2 separate regions of the Homo sapiens genome follow, and region 1 is linked to region 2. Evidence: chromatin contacts called from ENCODE Hi-C or POLR2A ChIA-PET data. All regions are on one chromosome and are shown on one strand. The core of a region is the stretch at or near the end of the contact, and the rest is flanking DNA. Distances in the headings are between cores, read along the strand shown. Region 1 has its middle 43 kb from the start of PCAT5. Region 2 holds the start of CREM (cAMP responsive element modulator).

The links. Hi-C counts contacts between places; a loop is a spot of excess contacts on that map. ChIA-PET counts read pairs that join two places held with the same protein, here RNA polymerase II (POLR2A). Pooled maps may share reads with other maps.
Region 1: a loop to region 2 is called in a map of tibial artery, with 6 times the contacts of the local background. The contact joins the enhancer-like site here to the promoter of CREM in region 2. A Hi-C loop is called at or near these places in 1 of 168 maps with a recorded cell type or tissue (tibial artery) and 3 of 50 pooled maps. POLR2A ChIA-PET finds 5 or more read pairs at or near these places in 2 of 52 experiments (HEK293T and Panc1).

The regions. Positions count from the first base shown.
Region 1 is chr10:35,819,049-35,824,193 of GRCh38, forward strand. No RefSeq gene overlaps it. Among named protein-coding and RNA genes, the nearest start is that of PCAT5, 43 kb to the left of the region's middle. Within about 2 kb of position 3,408, at least 6 of the 41 ENCODE cell types and tissues checked have a DNase peak (open chromatin) inside an H3K27ac peak, as active enhancers do; they include tibial artery, where a contact is called at or near this core.
Region 2 is chr10:35,123,728-35,129,280 of GRCh38, forward strand. It overlaps CREM (cAMP responsive element modulator), which reads left to right and starts at 3,119. Exons shown (of 8, transcript NM_183011.2): 1 at 3,119-3,466. It also overlaps a transcript of CUL2 not described here. RefSeq lists silencers at 3,007-3,526, 3,587-3,726 and an enhancer at 4,087-4,156.

The DNA.
Region 1 (5,145 bases), core at 2,158-4,657, 700 kb after region 2:
GGGTTAGAATTGGTAAGATCCATTTATTTGTAATTTATCTTTTACTTCTAAAAATTACTTGTCTTAAATGATGATCACGATATGTGTATGTATGTGTGTGCATGTGTGTGTTTATGTATGTATATGTCTGTGTGTATGTGTATGTGTGTGTATGTGTATGTTTATATGTGTGTGTGTTTATGTATGTGTGTGTATGGGTATGTTTATGTATGTGTGTGTGTCTGTGTTTATGTGTTTGTGTTTATATGTGTGTCTGTGTTTATGTGTGTGTGTGTGTGTGTGTGTGTGTGTGTATTTACACCCATTAGGAAAATTTAATGAAAACTAAACACCACGGAGAAGGTAGAAGGGAATTAAAATAAAAATTTATAGAAGTATAAAAGACGGAGATGTGGTTTTACTTCTATTTGCTTGATTAAAAAAACAAGAAAATTTGTCAGGAGAAGCAGACTTTTTCTTGGTACTAAATTTTAAAAGGAATGTATTATGTGGATCACTGTTTAAGAGACTTGGAGCAATTCTTCTCTGAATTATGGTTGTCGCCATGGGCTTTTAGCAATAGCAAGAGTGGAGATTTCAAGCTTGGCAAGATTTCTTTGGCAAATGCCTGGTGGGCAGAGCCTCTGCTGCTGATTGAAGGGACATCTTAATTTGTCAGACACCAGACACACAGGTAGCAAAGCTGATGTTTCTTTGTGAAGGATGAGGAACCCTAGCCGAATACTTTCTTGCTTTGGAAGCCCTTGTCATTCTAGTGTGGAACAGGGCTGGGGGACATTGACTTTGGATCTGCCTCTTTAGTTAAAACCCCACTGTTCCATGCCATAGATCATGGAAGAGATGACTTGGCCCTGGAAAATGTTAACGGTAAGCATTGCCAGTTGGCCAGCTTAATCATGAAAGAATCTCGCCATGATTCCTGCGGAACGTTTGATCCTGAGCACTGCTGCCTTCCTGTGCTGGGAATTAGCTACACAATGTGCCATCAAGTAACCCAACTAGCCACTGGGGTGGAGTTATTGAATTTCTTGAATTCAGACAATGAAGATGGTACAACCTAAAACCAGACTTTTGATCCTAGTATTGTTTTTGGTTAAGCTGTCCTTTTTGATGGTAGACATCAGGTCCATTTTTCTCTTAAAACCATTTTGTGTTTACCATAGTAAAATTATGTTTCTAATCCATCTAAAAGCTGCATGAAATTATTGAGATATGGAGGAAAAAGGCGGCTAGAAGAAGCCTCATCTCACACCACTGGGGGTTATAATTGGAACTGTGAGACAAAGCATTCCTGCCTTTTCAGATGGTTAGTGGTGTTATGGGCAGGTTTTGAAGGCCATCAGTAGCTGACAGTCCATACCAGGACACACGATTTGACCCATAGACAATTTCTGTCCATGAAATCAGATGCTTATAATAGATAGTTAACAAGAAGACTTAGTTTTTTGGCATTGCTGCTGGTGGTGGTGGTAGAAGGTGAAACAGAGGACATGCTGGCTGTGAGTGGAAGTACTATGCTTTAGTATTTTATGTGCAAGATAAAAACATTAACATACCTCCTTCTTGTAAAACTCTTCTGTTCACTAGGGGCTTTCACATACATACAGCAAAGATTTTGATTTTCACAGCAACCTTGTGAAGTACAGAGGGCAGTGAGATTATCTTTGCTTTACATATTATGAAACTGAGATGAAACTCTGAGAAGTTAATGAATAAATCATGATCACACAGAAAATAAGTAGGAAACTTGGGGTTTAGACTTGGATTTTCTGACTCCAAATCTAATGTTCTTTTTATGGTATCCAAACTGCAGTTCATTTCAAAGAAAGCTGATGTAGAGTTTGGATGAATTGAAAAGTAACAGATATTTTCTGTTAAAAAATATCCACCTAAATATTAAATGACAAATCATTATGCCATATTCAAATTCTAGAATTTGTTCAGATTGAACAAAAATGATGAATGTAATTAAAGTATCTTACTGAATAAAATCACTGTAATTAGATGTTGATCTATCTTGTGATGGAAGAAATATTTGTTAAGATGCACTTAAGTCCTTGGAAACAATGAAGAGCTGTAGAGATGAGTTCTAAAACTTCTGCTCAAATACAAAAGCTGGTCAGTTCTTTCTGCCCCAGCAAACATGGTACCCAGTGATTTGATCTCAGGCAACATGTGCACAGGGACTTGGTGGTCATAAACGATGTGGAAATAAGTTTCTGGTGACCTAGTAGGTTAGATTCTTTGTGCCCTTTATTCCAAGGGATGTCTAATGATATCACTGAAGTTCAACAACCAGCAAAACTGTGCCCCAAAGAGATTAAGTATGCTCTGCTCCTGAAGACATGTCGAGACACGCCTGTGCAGATGTGTGACGAGCTGAGAGAATAAAACCTCTGCCCCCTTACCAGAGGTTCCCCTTTTCTTCATGACTTCATTTGTATATCATCTGTGATCTCAACTGGTGTGAAAAGACCCAGGAACTTGGGTTGTTGTTGATTCCACTCTCAGGCTCACAGAAGAGCTTTCTCCCTGGCTCTTCTCTTCTCACCCTCCCTCCCCCTGCTGAGAAGAGCTGTCACTATTTCAGTAACTACAAGCAACAGATCGTTTTAGACTTTAATCCATAAATAAACATTTCTTCCTTTGAACTTCATTAAATTTGGATGTGCTTTCATTTTGACACAATCTGGCATCCCTATCATTTAGACATATAAAACTATAAAACTAGCAATTAATTTTGGTCTTTAGGAGTACTGGTGGTCTAGAAACAGTGAGTCTATGCCAAGAAAAGCAAATGAAAACCTCAAACATGTAGACATAACACTTAAATCATAAAATCACAAAGCATTATGCTCAGTAGCTACAGGAGATTATCTTTGAATTGTTCCTGGTGGTGTCTGTCACATTTCTCAGCTTGTTTAAAGAATTTTGAAGATGGGAATTCTGTTTCCTTAAACATTATTCATCTGACTACAATAATTGTCTGATGAAAACCTAAAAATTAAGTCATGATTTGATTGATTATGAAGATATTGATGGCATTTACCAGCAAATATCCTTTCATTAATTGCAAATATATTCAAGATCTGAGTGCTTATTGGATGCAAAGCACTGTGCTAGATACTGGAAGGAGGGGATGTCGTTTTTTTCTTTCAAAGAGCATATGAACTCATGAAGATGACACTTAACAAAAAGCAATTATCTCTTGACTCTAAAAGCCAGACACCTAGACACGGTGTGACTTCCAAAGCCAGGTCATAAAAGGCATCTCAGCTTTGGCCTTGGTGTTTTTTTGGATTCCTCACTCTGGAGTGGGAGGGGAAAGGAGGTAGCCAGCCAGCCTTCTGCTCAGAGAACTCTCCAGCAGCCCTCTGGGGAGGCCCACGTGGGAAGCACAGAGGCTCCTGCCAACAGCCAGCACTGACTTGCCAGCCAGCGGGGTGTGTGAGCTACCTCGGAAGCGGCTCCTCCAGCCCTAGTGGCGTCTCCAGGTCCCTGCGGCCCTGGCTGACATCTGTTGCAACCTCAAGAGTCACTGGGCCAGAACCACCACCAGACAAGCAGCTCCTGAGCTCCCGACACACAGACGCTGGGAGAGGTCATGAGTGATTATGTTTGTTCTCAGCAGCCCAGTTTGGGGGCGATTTGTTACACAATAGATAAGGAATACACTGACAACCCAGCATGTGTCAGATGCTGTGCTGGGGATTCAAGAGGATGAGGCAGATCGGCAACATCTGTGACCTCCCAGAACTTATAACTGATCAAGGAGGTAATCAGCTATGAATAAATACAATGAGGCCGTACATAAGATTTTGACCAATAGTTAAGCCTGGATATGAGACATTTCCAATGAGCTGCAGTTATAATCTACAGGAGTCGGGAGATGATGAAGATGACCACTTGACTTGGGGAGTTGGGAAGCATCCTCTGGGAGGAGAGAGGTCAAGTGGGCTTTGAAGGGGGTATATGATGTGGATGGGCGAAACACAAAAGGAAGGGTGTTCCCGAAAAGGAAGAAAAACAATCAAAGGCATCAAGGTGGGCATTGCCACCCCTGCTTGGGGTGTGGCAAGAGAATCTGTTGGGACACAATGACAGTGGGGCGTGAAAAAGCATCAGGTCATGAACTTGAAGACAGAGTTGGCTGCCTGCCTGAGGTCAGACTTGATCCCTAGGCAACAGAAATCATCAGAGATTTTTGAGTTGATTTGTGGCATTTTAAATAAGAATTTAAAATGGGTTTATGATTTCCATTAGTGTTTATTGACCACCTACTAACGAGTCTACCACTCTATGAGGTATTGAGGGGTGACCAAGTTAATAACAAGCTTCCCCTGCCCTCAGGGAATGTATAGTCACACTAGGGACAAAAAACATACACAAACGAACAACAGAGAGCATTATATCATAAAATAAGAAGGCAGCAGTTAGTCATTTAGATGATCAATGTAGTCGATAATAATAGCAAAGGCTTATATTGTGCTTGCTGGGTACCAAGGACTATTCCAAGTCTTTACATATGTTAATTCAATTAATACAGCACCTACATGAAGTAGGCTATCTCTGCGACTAGAGATGAGTAGGTTAGTATCTCTATCTTACAGATGAGGAAACAGGGACACAGAGAGTTTAAGTAACTGCAACAACCAGTCAGTAAATGAAAGGTGTAAACCCACACAGTCTGGCTCTGGAGGCTATGGTGATCCACCATGTTATGCTGCTTCTCAGATAATCGTTTAGACTTCCCAAGGCCTTGAATAAATCAACTCTTTTCATCCTCATTCACTTGCTTAATTTGTACTCAATATATTATTAATTGTTAGTTATGATCTAGCGTAAGGATGCAGACATAGCGTCAACATTGCTGAACTTTGGTTTCACTGCCTGGTGCTGATAAAATGCTACTGTAGGCCGGGCATGGTGGTTCATGCCTGTAATCCCAGCACTTTGGGAGGCTTAGGCAGGAGGATTCCTTGAGCTCAGGAGTTTTAGACCAGCCTGGGCAACACAGTGAGACCCTGTCTCTACAAAAAATTAAAAAATTAGCCAGGTGTGGTGGTGCATGTCTACAGTCCCAGGTACTCAGGAAGCTGATGTGAGAGGATTGCCTGAGCCCTGGAGGTCAAGGCTGCAATGAGC
Region 2 (5,553 bases), core at 1,869-4,368:
GAAGACAAGACATGTAGTTTTGAACCTATGAGTTGGAAATGCTCATGGGCCATGTAAGTGAGAACTGTCAGGTGTTTGGAAATGTGACCTGGTGCTAATGAATGAAGTTGGAAGCTTTGGGTATAAATTTTAGAATTATCTTTCAAAAAAATTGGGTATGATTAGATAACTAAAGAAAATACTGTTTGAGGACAGTATAGAAGATGATGTCCAAGGACAGAAAATTAGTAACTGTCTACATTAGGGAGACAAAGATGAGTGAAACCATGAGAGCCAAGTATCATGAAAATTCAGGAGGGAGACTATGTTAAGAAAGTGGCAGGCTTATGCCTGTAATCCCAACACTTTGGGAAGCCGAGGTGGGAGGATCGCTTTAGACTAGGTACTTGAAGCTGAATGAGCTATGATTGCACCACTGTACTCTAACCTGGGTGACAGAGCGAGACTCTGCCTCTAAGTAAATACATTTAAAAAATAAGGCAGTAGTCATTGGTAGTATCTGATGAGGAAAATAGGTCAAGTAGAATGAAAAATGAGAAAAAGTGGTCAGATTTAGTCATCAGAAAGGCGACAGACAAGTGCAATGGCTCATGCCTATAATCCCAGCACTTTCAGAGGCTAAGGTGGAAGGATTGCTTAAGCCCAGGAGTTCCAGACTAGCCTGGACAAGAGACTCCATGTCTACATATAAAAATAAAAATTAAATTAAAAAAAAAAGAGACGGAAGAGGGCAAAAATTTGGCAGGAAATAACAAACAAATGGGTGGTGAAGAAGTGAATACAACCCCTGCCTTGCCTTCTTCTCTTGAGAAATCTGAAGGTGAGGGGATGGCAAGGGATGGAACAGTAAGCAAATGGGCAAAAAATGAAATGTAAATGTGCAACCCGGAATTGGCAACTCTGTGGCCTTCCTTATAGGGCTAGCAGTGCCAACAGTTTTCAAGAGGCACGATACTAACACATTTGTAGGGAAAGGAGCCAAGAGGACGAAAAAGGCTGTAGGTATGACTCTTGGTAATTGAGCAAGATCTGATATGGGAAAGAAATGACATCTAACTTACAGTTGGATTCGGAGAGGAAAAAGAGGTGCTCCTCCCGACCCAGAAAGGGAGGGAAAGTTTAAGATATTTTGAAGTGAGGAGGGAATATAAGGGTGTGACTGACAGCCCGTATTTTCTCAGAAAAGTAGGTGACCTAGTTGTCCCTCCCCAACAGAGAATTAACTATCACCTAGGTGAGGAGCCCCAAAAGCTAGACACTGGACTAACGTAAACATGAGTAGGTTTTTAAGTATTTATCTTATGGCAGATATTTTTTAAAATCTACAATAATCCTAACAGGTAGGTACTATTTTTCTTCCCATTTAAAAACCTTATGCTTCCCCTAAGAGGATATGACACTTGCCCACAGCTAACAAGCATACATTTAAACCCAGATCCAACTGCATGGTTTTTAAGTCTATTACATCTTACAGCAAGGGTATAGCAGAGGCCATGAACTGATGGGCTTGTAAGTATGTGTATCTCACCTCCAGTATTGATCTTTGTAAAAAAACAGATGAACAAAAAAATATGGTTTGTGCTTTCTGAACTTTATAATTAAGACTACATACATATGGGAGTAAAATACTGGCAAGAAAGGAAACCGTAGAGCAAATACTTTGCAAATAAGAAATTGCCATTCCTTTGATTCTTTTTGATTCATATGAACTCCTGTTACAGAGACAATTGTTGTGGATACATTCCCTTTGACCTACGAAAATTAGATTTGAACAAAGGTTCAGATTGGATTTAGATTAAGTCCTGCTCAGTGAAAATTATGAAAACACTCTGACACTACAGTAACTGATATGAAATAATAAATCCTCACTTAACATTGTCAATAGCTTCTTAGAAACTGGTTTTCAGTGAAACAACGTACAATGAAACCGATTTTTGTTATCATCAATATTATAACGAAATGAAAACAACACTGAATGAAAATTTTTTTGTGGACCTGCTGTAAGTTGTTTGGCTTAAAGCCATGATTTCTAAGAACCTATCGTTAAGTGAGGACCTACTGTACTCTATAACCATGCTGCTATTCTTTATTCCTGATATCCCATTACTTTTTTTATTTTTGAGATGGAGCCTCGCTCTGTCACCCAGACTGGAGTGCAGTGGAACGATCTCAGCTCACTGCAGCCTTGACCTCCCAGGTTCAAGCGATTCTCCTGCCTCAGCCTCCCAACTAGCTGGGACTACAGGCGTCTGCCACCACTCCTAGCTAATTTTTGTATTTTTAGTAGAGATGGGGTTTCACCATGTTGGCCAGGCTGCTCCTGACCTCAGGTGATCTGCCCATGTCTGCCTCCCAAAATGCTGGGATTACAGGCGTGAGCCCCCGGCCGACCTTTCTAATCTAAAAAAAAAAAAAGAGATGAAGTCTCACTGTGTTCCCTAGGCTGGTCTCCTGGGCTCAAGCGATCCTCCCACCTTGGCCTCCCGAAGTGTTGGGATTACAGGCCCGAGCCAGCGGGCCCAGCATGCGGACCATTTCCAGTCAAATACTGGGATAAACTGCAATAAATGACCCTAAGAAGCAGGTGAATTGTCTCAGGAGCTCAAGCTTCTTTTGGAGAAGGACTCAACCAGCTGTGACTGGCTGTGAATATGGAGGAAAAGGGCCACTAGTCAAGGTATGTAGATAGCTTTTAGAAGTCAGAAGAAGCACGCCTGCAGTCCCAGCTACTCAGGAGGCTGAGGCCGGAGGATCGCTTGAGCCTGGGGAGATAGAGGTTGCAGAGAGCCGAGACCACGCCACTGCAGCCCAGCCTGGACAGAGGTGAGACGCTCGCGGACCTTAGCTTGGGGTTGGCGGCGTTAGGAAGAAACCGACCTCGAGACCCTGAAGACCTGACAACAGCCGTTACTCTGGCTGACAAGTCATTGGATTTCTGGCGCACGCGCGGCGCGGCACGGGCAGCTTCCGGTTTCCAGCCTTGCCCCCGCCCCTACCTTCCGCCCCACCTCCAGGCTAGTTCCTCCTCTTGGCCCCGCCCCCTGACCTTCCTTCTCCCTATCCCTAGGCCCCGCCCCCTGACCCGCACCTTCCCGCCGCCCCTCCCCGGTTCCATTTCATTGTTGGATTGTGGCGCTTCACTCCTGCTGGCGGCCGGCAGGGGGCGGAGTTCGAGCCTGGATTTTTTTCCTCGGGGCCTCCCCCGGGAGGCCGTCCCGGCGTGGGGGAGGGGAGGACGGGGCGGGAGGACGCGGTTCGGTCGGCTGCAGCGCTACTTTTGGTCCGGGGTCGGCAGGGAGGCCGCGGCTACCGCATCACAGCTGACGTGAGGACTACGTGGGGCCGCTGCCGGCTCCGGGTTGCTGGGCGGCGGCGCCGCTGCTGAGCGGCGGTCGGGCTCGCCGTCTCCACCTCCTCGCGTCCGTAATCAGTGACGAGGTCCGCTACGTAAATCCCTTTGCGGCGGGTAAGTGGTGCGTCGGCTCCGGCCCCGAGACCCAGCAGCGGGCGACGCGGCGCAGGAGGTGGAGGTGGAGGCAGGAGGCGGAGCGGAGCCGGGTGCGGTGGAGCAGCAGAGGCCGAGCGGAGCCGTGGGCGGCGGGCCGGGACCCCGGGGCCGGGCCAAGGACTGGCGGGGCAGCCGCGAGTTCACCTGACGCGGCCCCTCGCTCGGCGCCCCCGAGGCCGCCGGCTCGCCGCCCCACGCCCGCTTCGTGCGCTCAGCTGCCCCGGGACCCGCCTGCCTCCTCGCGAACTTGGGACGAGTTGGAAAATCCTCCCTGAGAGAGCCGTGCGGCTCAGGGGAGCGGTTTAACTCGGAAAAGGAAAAGGAATCCAGAAGTAAGGACCTCGGATTTGAGTGCCCCCAGCGCCTCTGCCCCACTTTACGAGCGCAGTTTAGACGAAAGCGGACGCAGCCCGTTTTCCCCCAAAACCTGGGCCGGAGGGCCTCGCAGCTGAGTCATTCGGTCCCGGGCGCGGGCAGTCTCCGGAGTGGGAAGGGCAGAGCCGCGACCGCTCTCGGAAGGCGCATTTTCCCTTCTGCCTGAGTCTTGCCTTTTTAGGGCCATCTGGTAAGGTTTCCAGAGCCTGTTGAATCTGGGGAATAAACACATTATTAAACATACTTTTTTTTTTTGAGACGGAGTCTTGCTGTTACCCAGGCTGGAATGCAGGGGCATGATCTCGGCTCACTGCAGCCTCTGCCTCCTGGGTTCAAGCGATTCTCTTGCCTCAGCCTCCCGAGTAGCTGGGATTACAGGCATGCGCCACCACGCCTGCTAATTTTTGTATTTTTAGTAGAGATGGGGTTTTACCATGTTGGTCAGGCTGGTCTCGAACTCCTGACCTTCCACCCACCTCGGCCTCCCAAAGTGCTGGGATTACAGGCGTGAGCCGCCGCGCCTGGCCTCAGCATGTTTCTTGATCCTGTTGCGTTTTATTTGTATATCAGATACCTGAGTTTGAAATCACTTAGGGGTTTCCTGCATGCTGCTCAGTGAAGCAGCGGTGAGTTTGTAATCACATTTTAAGAAATTGGGACTTACAGGGCCAGTCTCAAAGTGTCACTGAAATTGAAAGAGCTCCTTTAACACTGTGGCTTACGTACGTGACTCAGTTTCCTTTCTACTTAATTTGCCGGGCAGATGAGGGTGTACCTTTCCCTTGAAACAAAGATCTAGATTGAACAGTGAGAGGTCCGCTGTGAACATTGCATCAGATTACATGAATAAACCACGCTGTTTTTTATTTGTTGTTTTTTTGTTTTTTGCTTTGAGCGCCACGTTTTTTTCCTAGTCTTTTTTTTTTTTTTTTTGAGACGGGGTCTCGCTCTGTCGCCCAGGCTGGAGTGCAGTGGTCCGCTCTCAGCTCACTGCAAGCTCCGCCTCCTGGGTTCACGCCATTCTCCTGCCTCAGCCTCCTGAGTAGCTGGGACTACAGGCGCCCGCCACCACGCCTGGCTAATTTTTTGTATTTTTAGTAGAAACGGGGTTTCACAGTGTTAGCCAGGATGGTCTCGATCTCCTGACCTCGTGATCCGCCCGCGTCGGCCTCCCAAAGTGCTGGGATTACAGGCATGAGCCACCGCTCCCGGCCTTTTTTTCCTAGTCTTGATTCTTTTTTTGGATAAACTTTCCCTTCCTAAGTCATAGTAGTCTTAAAGTCTTTCAATCTAAAGTAATTTTTTTCCCAAAGGAAGGCAAATTGCACACAATATGTTTTGGCCAATAAATGCTAAGTATTAAAACTGATGTTTAAAGAACTATGTATTGATCCCAACACAGCTTTAACAAATATATTAAAATGGTTTTGATCCTGAATGAGTAAACACTTAAAGCATTGTCAGTATTCACACAACTTTGGCGAATCTGTAAATAGATGAATATAACACTTACTTTCCCAGTGAATTGGTGATGGATATGGAATCATTTTGGTGATTGCGAAGTTGTAATTACGGTGATGTTTTGTGTACATATTTTGGTGACAGTATATGAATAAATTTTTATTGAATGCGTAAACATAGGACATTTTTATTTTTAGTCTTTTTGTTTT